Regions from separate parts of the Homo sapiens genome. Here region 2 is linked to region 1. Evidence: chromatin contacts called from ENCODE Hi-C data. All regions are on one chromosome and are shown on one strand. The core of a region is the stretch at or near the end of the contact, and the rest is flanking DNA. Distances in the headings are between cores, read along the strand shown.

Region 1 (6,516 bases), core at 2,982-5,481:
TACAGGATTTCCAGATTAAGTCTTGTGAACTGTTTGATCTTTCATTTTTCATTCTGTTCAGTTCCACACTTTATCTGGTAGAAATAATTTTAGTATTTTCTGGTTTGTAAGCTTTGACTTCCAAGTCTTGATATAAATTTAAAAAGTGGCTGAAGATTGACTAAAGGAGTCAATAAGAAATTTCCAGGTGTGATAGAATCATTCTATACCTCAGTGGTGTAATGGTTAAATAAATGAATGCTTTTAGGAAAACTCATCAAAATATACATTTAAGATCTTTATATTACACTGAATGTAGATCTTACTATGATAAAAAATCAACTGAAAAAATAAAAAACTCAGAGCTTATGTGAGAAAAGTTAAAAAACAAGATGAAATAAGCTATATAATCCAATATCATTTATATAAACTAAAAATATGTCCACACAAAATAACAATACATGTTTCATAAAACACATACGGGGTGAAAAAACATAACATTCAATGGTATAGAATGGTTGCTGTGGTTGGGTAGGGGAGAGGGGAGCAGGGGAAGGAGTGGTGCAGAGGAAAAGTGAGAATAAACAAGTAAAGTGGAATTTGCTTCCATGGACCTTTCACGTACGTATTCCTTTCAGATACAACTTTCTGACCTAAAATGCAACCTATGCATTTGACGAAGGTCTAATTTCCAGAATCGATAAGGAACTTAAACAAATTTACAAGCAAGAACCAAACAACTCCATTACAAAGTGGGCAAAGAACATGAACAGACACCTTTCAAAAGAAGACATACACATGGTCAATAAGCATATGTAAAAATGCTCAACATCACTACTCACTAGAGAAATGCAAGTCAAAACCACCATGAGATACCATCTCACACCAGTCAGAATGACTCTTATTAAAAAGGCAAAAAATAACAGATGCTGGTGAAGTTGCAGAGAAAAGGGATCACATATACTGCTGGTGGGAATGTAAAGTAGTTCAACCACTGTAGAAAGCAGTGTGTGGATTCTTCAAATAACTTAAAACAGAATTACCATTCAACCCAGACATCCCATAATTGGGCATATACCCAAAGAAATATAAATTATTCCACCGTAAAGACACATATGTGCATATATGTTCATCACAGCACTATTCACAACACCAAAAACATGAAATCAATCTAAATACCTATCAACAGTATACTGAATAAAGAAAATGCAGGCTGGGTGTGGTGGCTCATGCCTGTAATCCCAGTACTTTGGGAGGCCAAAGTGGGTGGATCACGAGGTCAGGAGATTGAGACCATCCTGGCTAACATGGTGAAACCCCATCTCTACTATAAATACAAAAAAAAAAAAAATTAGCCATGCATGGTGGTGGACACCTGTAGCCCCAGCTACTCAGGAGGCTGAGTCAGGAGAATGGTGTGAACCTGGGAGGTGGAGCTTGCAGTGAGCCAAGATCGTGCCACTGCACTCCAGCCTGAGCAATAGAGCGAAACTCTGTCTCAAAAAAAGAAAAAAAGTAAAATATGGTACATATACACCATGGAATGCTATGCAGCCATAAAAAAGCACAAGATCATGTCCTTTGCAGCAACATGGATGGTGCTGGAAGCCATTATCCTAAGCAAATTAATGCAGGAACATAAAACAAATACTGCATCTTCTCACTTGTAATTGGGAGCTAAACAATGAGAACATATGAACATAAAAAGAGCAACAACAGATACCAAGGCCTACTTGAGGGTGGAGGTGGAGGAGGGAGAGGAGCAGAAAAAATATGTACTATGCTTAGTACCTGGGTGACCAAATAATCTGTACAACAAACCCCAGTGACCTACATAACAAACCTTCACATATACCCGTAAATCTAAAATAAAAGTTTAAAAAATTAAAGAAAATATGTTATCAGAATTTTATGAACAGTCTTGTTAAAGGAAATTTTACATATTTACATTGTGAATTTGTTTCTTGGCTAATCCAGTCTACTTGAGAGTAAAATTTCATTAAACTTGGACAATGAAAATTCTTCTCCCTATAGTCAAAAGTAATAATCAATATAATTTGACTCTAAAAATTCTAAAATGCACATGACTAATTTTTTTTAGTATGAAGGAAGAATGAGGGGAAATAGGTCTGTGGCAAAACAAATTAACTCTGATTCTATTTTTCACACATTTTGAATAAGAGATTCACACCTGCCATTTATAGAAGTGTAATTTTCACAGTCCTGAGGGTGAGTATCCACCTTCTTTATGGAAAGTTAAGCTATACAGTTTTGCAAATAGAATATTGCATTTGATTTAAGATTGTTGATTTAAGGTAAATATTTGCACAAGCATCATAGTCCATTTGTTAAGAAAAAATGATAATTCCTTAGGGCCAAGCTCATTTTCAAGATAGTGTTTCAGATACACCCAATCAGAGAATTTGTTGGTTCCAAATTAGATAAGATTGTAGATTTTAATCTATGGAATCAGTATCTAAAGATTAAAAACATGACATCACAAGATGCGAGAATGTTAGAATGTATTATTGAACCAACAATGAACACCATTTGTAGGCTTTTGGCTGTAGTATGTGAGAAAAATTATGCATTCTGTCTTCCTGACATGCTCTCTTCAGGCTTCATAATGTTGTTTTGGTAGCAGTGTAAAGTATTCTTTATTATTTTGTAAATGTGTCCTCAAAATAACAGGTATTATTTTGGTATAATTCTAGTTAAGTAAAACTCTGGCAGAACTGTTAAGTTATAGAGTAAAAGACATTTCTACAGGTTGGTTAAACCCCTACTTATAGCTCCTATATATTACTCTTGTGAATGGCTGCTGATACCAAGCAAAGATTTTAAGGGTTATTAATTTAACTTCTTCTGATGTACTCAACAACACTTTCTAAAAATCACATGCAGTAATTTCCTCCTACTTACTTCAAGCATTAAGTGAACAGATTTGTATAATTTTGTATGCATAATTTTATTTTAATCTATAATGTAGGTGCCATCACTAAGTTCTGCTGAAGAATTGATTACTACAAATATTTTTGTTTTCTTTAATTTGGAATATATATATAAAATCTAGGAATACAAAATGCTGTATAATGGAATCCAAACTTTTCATTTTTTGTATTTATCCTTTAGAATAGTAAAAGTTCATGCATGCCTTTAGGACAATATTAGAGTAAGTTAGTAGAAAGAAATGTAGAATAATGCTATTAGGTTTTCTGTGTTTTTTCACTTTCCCATATAAAATGTGGTTTCCTAAGGTTAGATGGGAAAACGACAGTTGTTTTCTAATAATCTTAATTTCTAGTTCTGCTCTCAATGTCTAGCTCTGCTCTCTACAAACCATTATTTTCATTCTTTTTTATTTAGGTAGTAATTTGATATAATTAATACACTCCCACCCAAGGCACAGAAAAAATAATTATAACAATTCATTCTAACATGTGTTCTCCTTTAATATTGTTTCACAATGAAAATATGGACCTTTGGTAAAAACATAATTTCTCCTCTTCGTTTGAAAATGTAAAAATCATAGGTAGCTTTTGTGATACTAGGTGCTCAAATACTTGTAGTATTTTATGATAGAAACAACTCTGTCAAAGATTGTGTTAATCTTCTTAAGCAACAAGAATTCCTATTGGTCTTTTCCTTACACATTAAATTGAACCAAATAATTTCAAAAGTCTCAAAAGCTGTGAAATTATTATAATAATTGGAAATGTGTCAAAGTGTGGAGTATTTATATGACAATTTCATTTAAGCTTTCAGGGCACTATTGAAACACATTTCAACCTTAAATGGCCATCCAGGCAGAGGCTTTAGAAGTAAATTGTTTACATTGATTCACAATCCCATAAGCCTTTATAGTAAACTATCCTCTTTGAATTTACTACCTTGGTTAATTCAGCAGAAAATTGCTTTCTATTTCTGAGACCCGCTTAGAAGGCTTGAGCAGATTTTTTTTTAAAAAAATTGTTCTGCGATGATGATGAAGGGAGACTTGAGAATCCCTTTGAAAAATAGAATTGACTACAGACCGAACAGCCTGTGTTTATGGATAACTGAGCTTCACACCTCTCACTGAAGGTGAGAAAGTCCTATTGAAGATGACAAAGCCCTTATCACAGTGCCTGGTACAAGGTGGGTACCCAAATGTGTGTCCCTATAAGACAGCAGCAAAGAAACTGTTACTCCTCAAAAACTCTCATCTCCACTGAATGGGTATAGGACATAGAATCTTCCTGTACTTAAGCAACTTTTAAATAGCACTTTATACACTCTCAAAAGATCAATTACATCAGAGTAGCTATGGCTTGTGAAAGTAAAAAAGGGAAGTGAGCAATATCTTAAGAATACCTGGCAGATAAGAAATGCAGCTGTTATGATTGCCTAACTGACCACCTGTTTCCTGTTGAAGGAGCCAGTTGTACTAGTGGAGAGATTTTAAAAGGAATTAAAATACATTCTTCAAATTTACATCAAAATGGATATCATACTATCTACTGTTTCATGATTAAGAACACATACAAAGCCCTTCTTTTATCATGCCTATAGTTCCTGGTGTTCCTGAAAAGTTATAGTGAGACTCAACTATGTACTGAAAGAAAGGAGAGGTAGAAATCATACTCAGCAGCAAATGGGATGCCTGAATCTGAATCCCAGCTCTGCAGTTTACTAACCATGTGACTGTAGAAAATGTTCCAATCTCTCTTATTTTTCTCATCTCTTAAATGGTGATACTAATAATAGTTACATCCTAGGGTGTTGTGAGAACGAAATGAGTTAATATATGCTAAGCATTCAGAACAGCCTGCCAAATAATGAACACTACGTAAGCATTGACTTATTAATATTTTGTTATTACTTTATAAGCACGAATTTTCTGTAATCAGGGAAAGAAAGAGAAAAGCAAAGAAACCTTGATGTTCCAAGCAAGTAAATACTCAAGTTCATCCAGTTGTGTTTCTATCAAATGTGAGGGGTTTAGGAGTAGACTATCTTCTTTATTTTATACCTGATGGAACTTAGGCAAAAGGGAATAACTGGCTTGTATCAGATGATGTCAGTCATTGATTCAGTCACTTTCAGAGCTTTTCTTTTTATTTTTCTTTCCATGATGAGCATTTACTCTTTCAACAGCCAAAGATCATTTCCACGTTCTTCTGGTAATGAAACTGAGCAGGTGTCCCACAGAGCTGATGTTCGTGGTTTCTTTGAATAAACATAGAAGTTGGCCCTCCTAGTTTTAAAACCTGAGAAAGTTGCATTTGTCTTATCTGAGTTCCTTTCCAAGGAAACCAGCCATCAGGCCTCCCAAATAGTAGCAAGGAGCTGAAAGTCACCAGATCACTGCATTTGGACAATCAGATGCCCGACACTTTATCTGTTAAGTTTGCCTAACTGACCACTTGCTTCCCATTGACCAGCTGCTCTTCTTTACCCCTCCCTAATTCCTGTTTTCCCACACATGGTTACATTTCTTCCCTGCTATATCAGCTCCTAATTTTAGTCAGTCAGGGAGATGGATTTGAGACCTCCTGGCCTCTTGGCTGCAGCACTCTATTAAAGGCTTCATCTTTGGCAATACTTGTTTCAGTGATAGGCTTTCTGTGAAGCAAGAAACAGGATCTAGACCGAACATCTGGTGTTTTGGTAACAGTAAGTGAACACAATTTCCTTTGAAAGTTGTCCCTCGCTGACAAGGATGCCAGTTGTATTTCACCAAGCCCGGTAAGGGTCATTGACCTGCGCCTGGCCAGGCAGCCAACGTATTGTTGGATGAATGTTACAAAAGAAGGGCTGCTGATCTTTTATATGGCGCTTAATATATAAATACTGGATAACAGAAGCACACTTTACTCTGAGATCAGTGGGCTGACATCATGTAAACTTAAGGCTGTCTACAAATATGGCATTCCCATTTTTATCTTCCATCTGGGGGAAGCCCAGCAGCAATGGAGGAAATGAGGCCAACACATAAAGTGAAGCAGAGCTAATGGATGAAAGAAGAATTCTGATGGTATCATTTAAGTATCCGGAGTCTTGAGACCTTTCCTACATCTGGATTTCCAACATATGAAAGCTAATAAATTGCTCATTTTTTTGCTTAATCTATTTTCACTTGAAGTTCTGTCAATTGTGATGAACAGAGAGCCAACTAAAACAAAAATACTGCAAATGGAAAAATCCTAAAATGTAGATTTGACAGAATAGAAAAGGGAGTGAAGGGAAGTATGGCTCTTACATTTTACAATAACGCAATAGCAAAGCAGCTGGTAGATCTATAACCTATTATACCTTGGGTCTTGAACCATATATCAACCAAGGGTGGCACTTCATGGGCATGGTAGAGAAACATCATGTTGTTAATGTGTTTATTACCTCTTGTAGCTTCCAGTAACATCCAAATGGAAAGTGCTAAATGTTTAGTCTAAGCCGTTATAAATGAGAGCACATAGAGAAAAATATACATCTTTAGGAAAGGTGGCTGAACTGCAACCAATGACTGGCAAAGATTAGATAATCATAAGGTTTGCAGGA
Region 2 (6,516 bases), core at 2,980-5,479, 960 kb after region 1:
ATCAAACTACTATGTGAAGTTGTTTCTCAACCCATTCAGAATAAGATATAAACTGTACTCACCCAGAAAATACAAACTCAACAGTCTGTACATAATTTGGCCCTAACAGCCTATTATCTCACCTTTGCTCACTACACTCTGGCCAAGTTAGTCTGTTCAGTTTCTCAAACATGCCATTCTTGGCCTTGGCTTAGAGCTTTTACACTGGTTGTTTCCTTTGTTTGAAATGGTGTTTTCCCAGATGTTTTTTAGCCTGGCCCTTTACCTTTCCAATCTCAGCTTAAATATCACCTCCTGCTTCCTCACCACTCAGTTAAAAATAGGTCCTCCCCATCACTGTTTTAATTTCTTCATGCCATTTGTGAGTCCTTGAAATTATGTGTTTTTTAAAATTAATTTTTATGACAGTAGGGACTTCCTTTGTCTTATTCCTTGCTGTCTACAATGCCCGAAACAATACTGGCACCAAAAGGTGTTCAGTAAAAAAAAGTGTTGAGAGGATAAAGCCAGGTACCAATTTCATCTATTCCCCCCACTTTTTTTTTGAAATGGAGTCTTGCTCTGTCTCCCAGGCTGGAGTTCAGTGGCATGATCAGGACTCACTGCAGCCTTTGGTCCTATCAATTCTTGTGCCTCAGCCACCCAAGTAGCTGGGATTCCAGGTGTGTGCCACCACGCTAGCCAATTTTTTATTTTTAGTAGAGATGGGGTTTCTCCTTGTTGGCTAGGCTAGTTGAGAATGTGATCCACATTTGGGAGATCCCGCCTGGGCCTCCCAAAGTGCTGGGATTACAGATGTGTGCCACTGCGCCTGGCCTATTCTTCCTTGTGAGTGATTTTAGTGTATTAATAATTTAAAATGTCAAAAGCCTATTTCTCCTAACCTAGAAAAGAAACTGGATTATTCCGATAAAAGCCTGTTTTAGAAAAGGATGAGAAAATTTAGGAACTGTTGTGATGATTCTTAGATCAGAGTAGTTAAGTGGAGCCAGTGTTGTGCTGGAACTGGTTAGCTGATTGTGCCTCTCTCTCCAGCTCCATGTGTGACATCATGTTAGTAGCTTGAAACTGGCCATGGTGGGACATTTACAGCATGGCAGACTGCAGAAGCTACAAATCAGGGGCCCTTTTCTCAAAGAGGTGGTCAAATATTTATCAGCAGACCACTGGCAGTGGGACCATATGAAATTGTTGTTTTTATAGACAAAAAAAATGCTTGAATATTGGCAGTTCCTTTCCTTTCCTCTCCCCTCCCCTCCCCCCTCCCCTCCCCTCCCCCTCCCCTCCCCTCTCCTCTCCCCTCTCCTCTCTTCTCCCCTCCCTTCTTTTTTTTTTTTAAAGACAGAGTCTGTTTGTTGCCCAGGCTAGAGTGCAGTGGCTTGGTCTTGGCTCACTGCAACCTCTGCCTCCTAGGTTCAAGTGATTCTCCTGCCTCAGCCTCCCGAGTAGGTGAGACTACAGGTGTGCACCACCACGCCCGACTAATTTTTGTATTTTTAGTAGAAACAGGGTTTCATCATGTTGGCCAGACTGGTCTTGAACTCCCAACCTCAAGTGATGCGCATGCCTCGATCTCCCAAAGCTCTGGGATTACAGGCGTAAGCCACCACACCTGGTGAATATTGGCAATTTCTTATGGTTTAGTCTAGTAGAATTACTTATTTTGGTTTAAAGAAATTTCTTTATGGTGGTCAGTGGAGTTATATCAGTGCTTTTACCTTCTTTTTCAAAGTTATGTTCTCTTTACATCTGATGATTACTTCTAGATTCATTTATTGCATAAAATGTGCTATTTATATGTTTGTATATTGTTTAACTGTGTATCTAATAGTTCATTCCAAAGCAGGCACAAAAGATCTTCAGATCCTCTGACAGAGTGTTCTTGGTTTTACTGCTTATGCTAAATAAGATTATTGAAAGGCGTTACTTTTCTGGTCAAGAAAGCAGAACTGATTCAGTTTGTTATATAGCATTTTCTCAGCCCTCCCCCCCCCCCTTTCAGAATAATTTACATAAATACTCCTGAGTTCAATTTTTTTTAACTTTTTTTTCTGCTTTTACTTATTACCCTTTAAGTGCTTGCTTACTTTCTCTGATAATTTACTTTCTTCTACTCTGTGATTTCTTTTACAAATCAATGAAATGGTGTTGTCTTGTTTTCTCAAGTTTTTTCCTGTTACCTTTCCTGTGGTCACCTGGACATTCCAGTCCGTTTTCCACACTCTCCCTCTACCTTCTCCCCCAGTTCTTTAAAGAGACACAAAGTTACAGGCAGCATTTTCTGACTGGAGAAAAATTATTGTTTAAAAATTGAACTCTGAGACTGGGCACAGTGGTTGGCTCACGCTTGTAATCCCGGCACTTTGGGAGGCTGAGGTGGGCGATTGCTTGAGTACAGGAGTTCGAGATCAGCCCAGGCAACAGGGTGAAACCCTATCTCTATAAAAAATACAAAAATTAGCTGGGCATGAGTGTGTTTATGACCCCAGCTCCTTGGGGGCTGAGGTGGGAGGTTGCTTGAGCCTAGGATGTCAAGGCTTCAGTGAGCTGAGCTCACACCACTGCACTCCAGCCTGGATGACAGAGCAAGACCCTGTCTCAAAGAAAAATTGAACTTAGTTGGCTCGGGAGTTTATTGGCATTTTTTGAGCAACAGTTGCTTTGTTAATTCTGAATAACTGGATTTGAACTGGTGCTACTGAATTAAAATATGGGGTCTACATTTCTTACCCTTTAACTGAAATTATTCTCTTTTATGCACACACACAAACTGTATTTAATGTAGAACATCAGAAAGTATATACAAGCTAAGGAAAAAGTTTTAATCCTACCACCCTAAAATATAATAACTAGTCAGTGGTCATGTTTTGATGAACATCCTTCCAGATACCTCAATATGAATATATGTTTTTTCACAAAATCTTACATAGACTCTGACATTTCACTTTAACGAATATTATCATAAAAGTATTACTTTTTATTACTTCAGTTTGAAAGGGTCATATTGGAAAGTGAAAATTCTGTTTGACGAGGATAAAGCTGTAGGTAAAGTTGTGATTAAAAACAATGGTGTTTATAGAGAGTAGAATGTGGTAAGTCAACTGGAGAAAAGAATTACTTTCAGCAGTAATTTTTTTCTTAAGAGCCCTCTTACCATTGCACAATAGCCTGATTGTTTTATACTAGCTGATGAAAACCATTCAGGATTCTATGTACAGCAGAATTATTTTAATAATAGCCCTAGGGTAAAATATGAGCCTGTAGATAAGTTTATATTTTTTAGTCTGTCCAAGTCCGACTGATCCTTTAATAGTAAAATAATTTTGGAAGAAAACTGTGTTTTATTGAAGGCCTTCATCTATCTGTAGTATGACAATTTTATTAGATATTGCTACCCTTTTTATGTGTGAGAATGAGGAGTGAAATAGTTCTTGGAAAAATTTTAGCATGTAAGAATTCTTATGTTAATGTTTCCTTTGATTTTTGTTTTATGAATGTGAAAAATCCTTGTGGAAGAATTGCTCATATATATTGGTATATTGCATTCTTTGGAAATCACCAGTTCCAAATTTGTCAAGTGGTTGTTTGGGTCGTTAAATAGCAATTGTAAAAGCAAATCAAAGATCCTTTAAGGATTTTTCCTTGATCACAGTGATATCCATTACCTGGGGTAGAGTAGACCGCTGATGTCTTGCCTTCATTTTTATTGTTCTTAACCTCGTCCTTTCTGTGTTGTATCACTGCTTGCTCACAAGCTCCTCCAGTCTTTTTCTCTTCAGTAGCTTTTTCTCTTACCCCCTTGTGCTACTTCCTGAATGGTGTATATGTTGCTGAAAACATTTCTCATGTGGTAAAGAAGAGTAAAGAGCAATGTAGTTGATGTGGCCTTTTCTACTGAGAAATGATGCATTTGTGGTCTACAGAAGAGACTTGACAGCCCCTAAAGAAGTGTTTTTTATCTACATTACATGTTTGTGAGTGGATATGCAAGTGCCTCTGTTGGAAGGTAAAGTGAATCTTGAAACAAATTCTAGAAAAGTGTTTAGAATTATTCCATACATTTTGCTGTTGAAAAAATAGTATTTAAAGAAAGTTTCATCTCACAGTGAATTTTTAGCCTCCTCTTTTAAGATTTATTTTGTGAACAGTGACCTTGTTTTTGTAAACTCTACTCTGAAGAAGTTTAGAAATTAGTCACACAGTAAGTGGCAGAACAAGTATTCAAAGTCTTGCCTGATTTTCCATAGTCATTTAGCTTGGAAAGCATTGTAAAGTGGCAGAAAGAATATGGACTTTGAAATTTAGACACACCTCGATTTGATCTCTAACTTTGCTGCATATTTGCTGCGTGGCAAGTTCTTACCGTTGGTGATTTTCATTTTCCTTTTCAGTTAAGTGAGAGTAATACATTTGTTAGGATTAAATGAAGTAATGCACATAAAGCATTTGGCTTGTAGAATAAGATGTTAATAAATGTTTAATTTCCTTTCAACAATACCATATCGTTTTAAAATGTCTTGGGAGCCACTTGGACATTTCACTTGAAAGTTAAGTGCCATCAGGAAACTAGAAACATGTATAACCCAGGTAGTGATCTTTCAGGGAAATTTTAATTTCCCTGTCTAAGGAGGAGAGTAGTTTTTCGGACTGTTTTAAAAATATGTGACTTAAAGGAAAGTTTTAAGGTTAAAAGCTGAAATAGAACTGAGTTAGGATGAGTTAATTATTGCTGACCAAAATTGTAAGAAAGTCCATTTCTACATTTCCTGAGAAATCGAAACATTTGTGTTATATACATAGAGAAGTCACTTTTAAAGGCTAAGAACTGACCATTTGAAAAGTTTATGATTAAGATATGGGGAGAAAGTGTTCATTTTTAAAGTAATAAACAATAGCAAGTTTCTCTTATCAGATTTAAGGTTTAAGGAATGGTGCTTGTTCAGACCTGAGTACAGTGATGACACAGGTACTAAATATGTTGTTGGAGGTAGTATAAATCTGGAACCTGTTTCAAAAGCGCTTTGGCATATTTGTGTGTATTTCCACTTCTGAGAGATTATTCTAAGGAAGTAACCTTTTTTTTTCTTCTTTGGGGGGAGAGGAGGTTATTTTCCTTCCTTAATGACACCCTAATTGAGATAATTCACATAAAAAATCACCTTTTTAAAATTATTATTATTGAGATGGAATCTTGCTCTGTCACCTAGGCTGGAGTGCAGTGGCGCGATCTCGGCTCACTGCAAGCTCCGCCTCCCGGGTTCATGCCATTCTCCTGCCTCAGCCTCCCGAGTAGCTGGGACTACAGGTGCCCGCCACCATGCCTGGCTAATGTTTTTGTATTTTTAGTAGAGACGGGGTTTCACCATATTAGCCAGGATGGTCTTGATCTCCTGACCTCGTGATGCGCCTGCCTTGGCCTCCCAAAGTCCTGGGATTACAAGTGTGAGCCACTGCACCTGGCCCTTTTTTTTTTTTTTTAAGATGGAGGTTCACTCTTGTTGCCCAGGCTGGAGTGCAGTGGTGCAGTCTCGGCTCACCGCAGCCTCCACCTCCCGGGTTCAAGCGATTCTCCTGCCTCAGCCTCCCGAGTAGATGGGATTACAGGCATGTGCCACCATGCCTGGCTAATTTTGTATTTTTAGTAGAGATGGGGTTTCTCCATGTTGTTCAGGCTGGTCTCGAACTCCTGACCTCAGGTGATCTGCCCGCCTTGGCCTCCCAAAGTGCTGGGATTACAGGCATGAGCCACTGCGCCTGGCCAAAATCACCTTTTTTACATAAGTCAGTGTTGTACAACCGTTGCTACTAATTTTATATTTTCATCACCCCAAAACAAAATGAGTAGTCATTTCTGTTCTTCCCTCCCCACATCCTCTGATAGCCGTTTACATATTTTCTCTTTCTAGATTTGCCTCTTTGGACATTTAATGTAAGTGGAATCATGCGATATGTGACCTTTTGTGTCTGGCTTTTTTCATTTAGCATAATGTTTCAAGATTTATTCATATAGCATGTATCAGTACATCATTCTCTTTTTTTTTTTTGAGATGGAGTTTCGCTCTTGTTATCCAGGCTGGAGTGCAGTGGTGTGATCTCGGCCCACTGCAACCTCTGCCTCCTGGGTTCAAGTGATTCTCCTGCCTCAGCCTCCCAAGTAACTGGGATTGCAGGCCTGTGCCACCATGCCTGGCTAATTTTGTATTTTTAATGGAGACGAGGTTTCTCCATGTTGTTCAGGCTGGTCTTGAACTCCCGACCTCAGGTGATCCGCCCATCTCGGCCTGCCAAAGTGCTGGGATTACAGGTGTGAGCCACTGCGCCAGGCCCATCATTCTCTTTTATGGCTGAATATTATTCTGTTGAATGCTTATACAGTATTTTATTTGTCCATTTATCAGTGAATGGACGTTGGGTTGTTTGCACATTTCAGTTATGAATAATGCTGCTATAAATATGAACATTCATGTACAAGTTTTTGCATGGATTTGTTTTAATTTATCTTGGGTATATATACCT

The links. A loop is a pair of places that touch in the nucleus more often than their neighbours do. Pooled maps may share reads with other maps.
Region 2: a map with no recorded cell type shows a loop between it and region 1 (9-fold over the local background). The contact joins two enhancer-like sites. A Hi-C loop is called at or near these places in 2 of 37 single-sample maps with no recorded cell type and 3 of 50 pooled maps.

What each region holds. Positions count from the first base shown.
Region 1 is chr5:130,319,945-130,326,460 of GRCh38, forward strand. No RefSeq gene overlaps it. Among named protein-coding and RNA genes, the nearest start is that of CHSY3-AS1, 420 kb to the left of the region's middle. Within about 2 kb of position 4,232, at least 3 of the 41 ENCODE cell types and tissues checked have a DNase peak (open chromatin) inside an H3K27ac peak, as active enhancers do.
Region 2 is chr5:131,277,467-131,283,982 of GRCh38, forward strand. The region is part of intron 1 of CDC42SE2 (CDC42 small effector 2); the gene reads left to right. Among named protein-coding and RNA genes, the nearest start is that of CDC42SE2, 17 kb to the left of the region's middle. Within about 2 kb of position 4,230, at least 6 of the 41 ENCODE cell types and tissues checked have a DNase peak (open chromatin) inside an H3K27ac peak, as active enhancers do.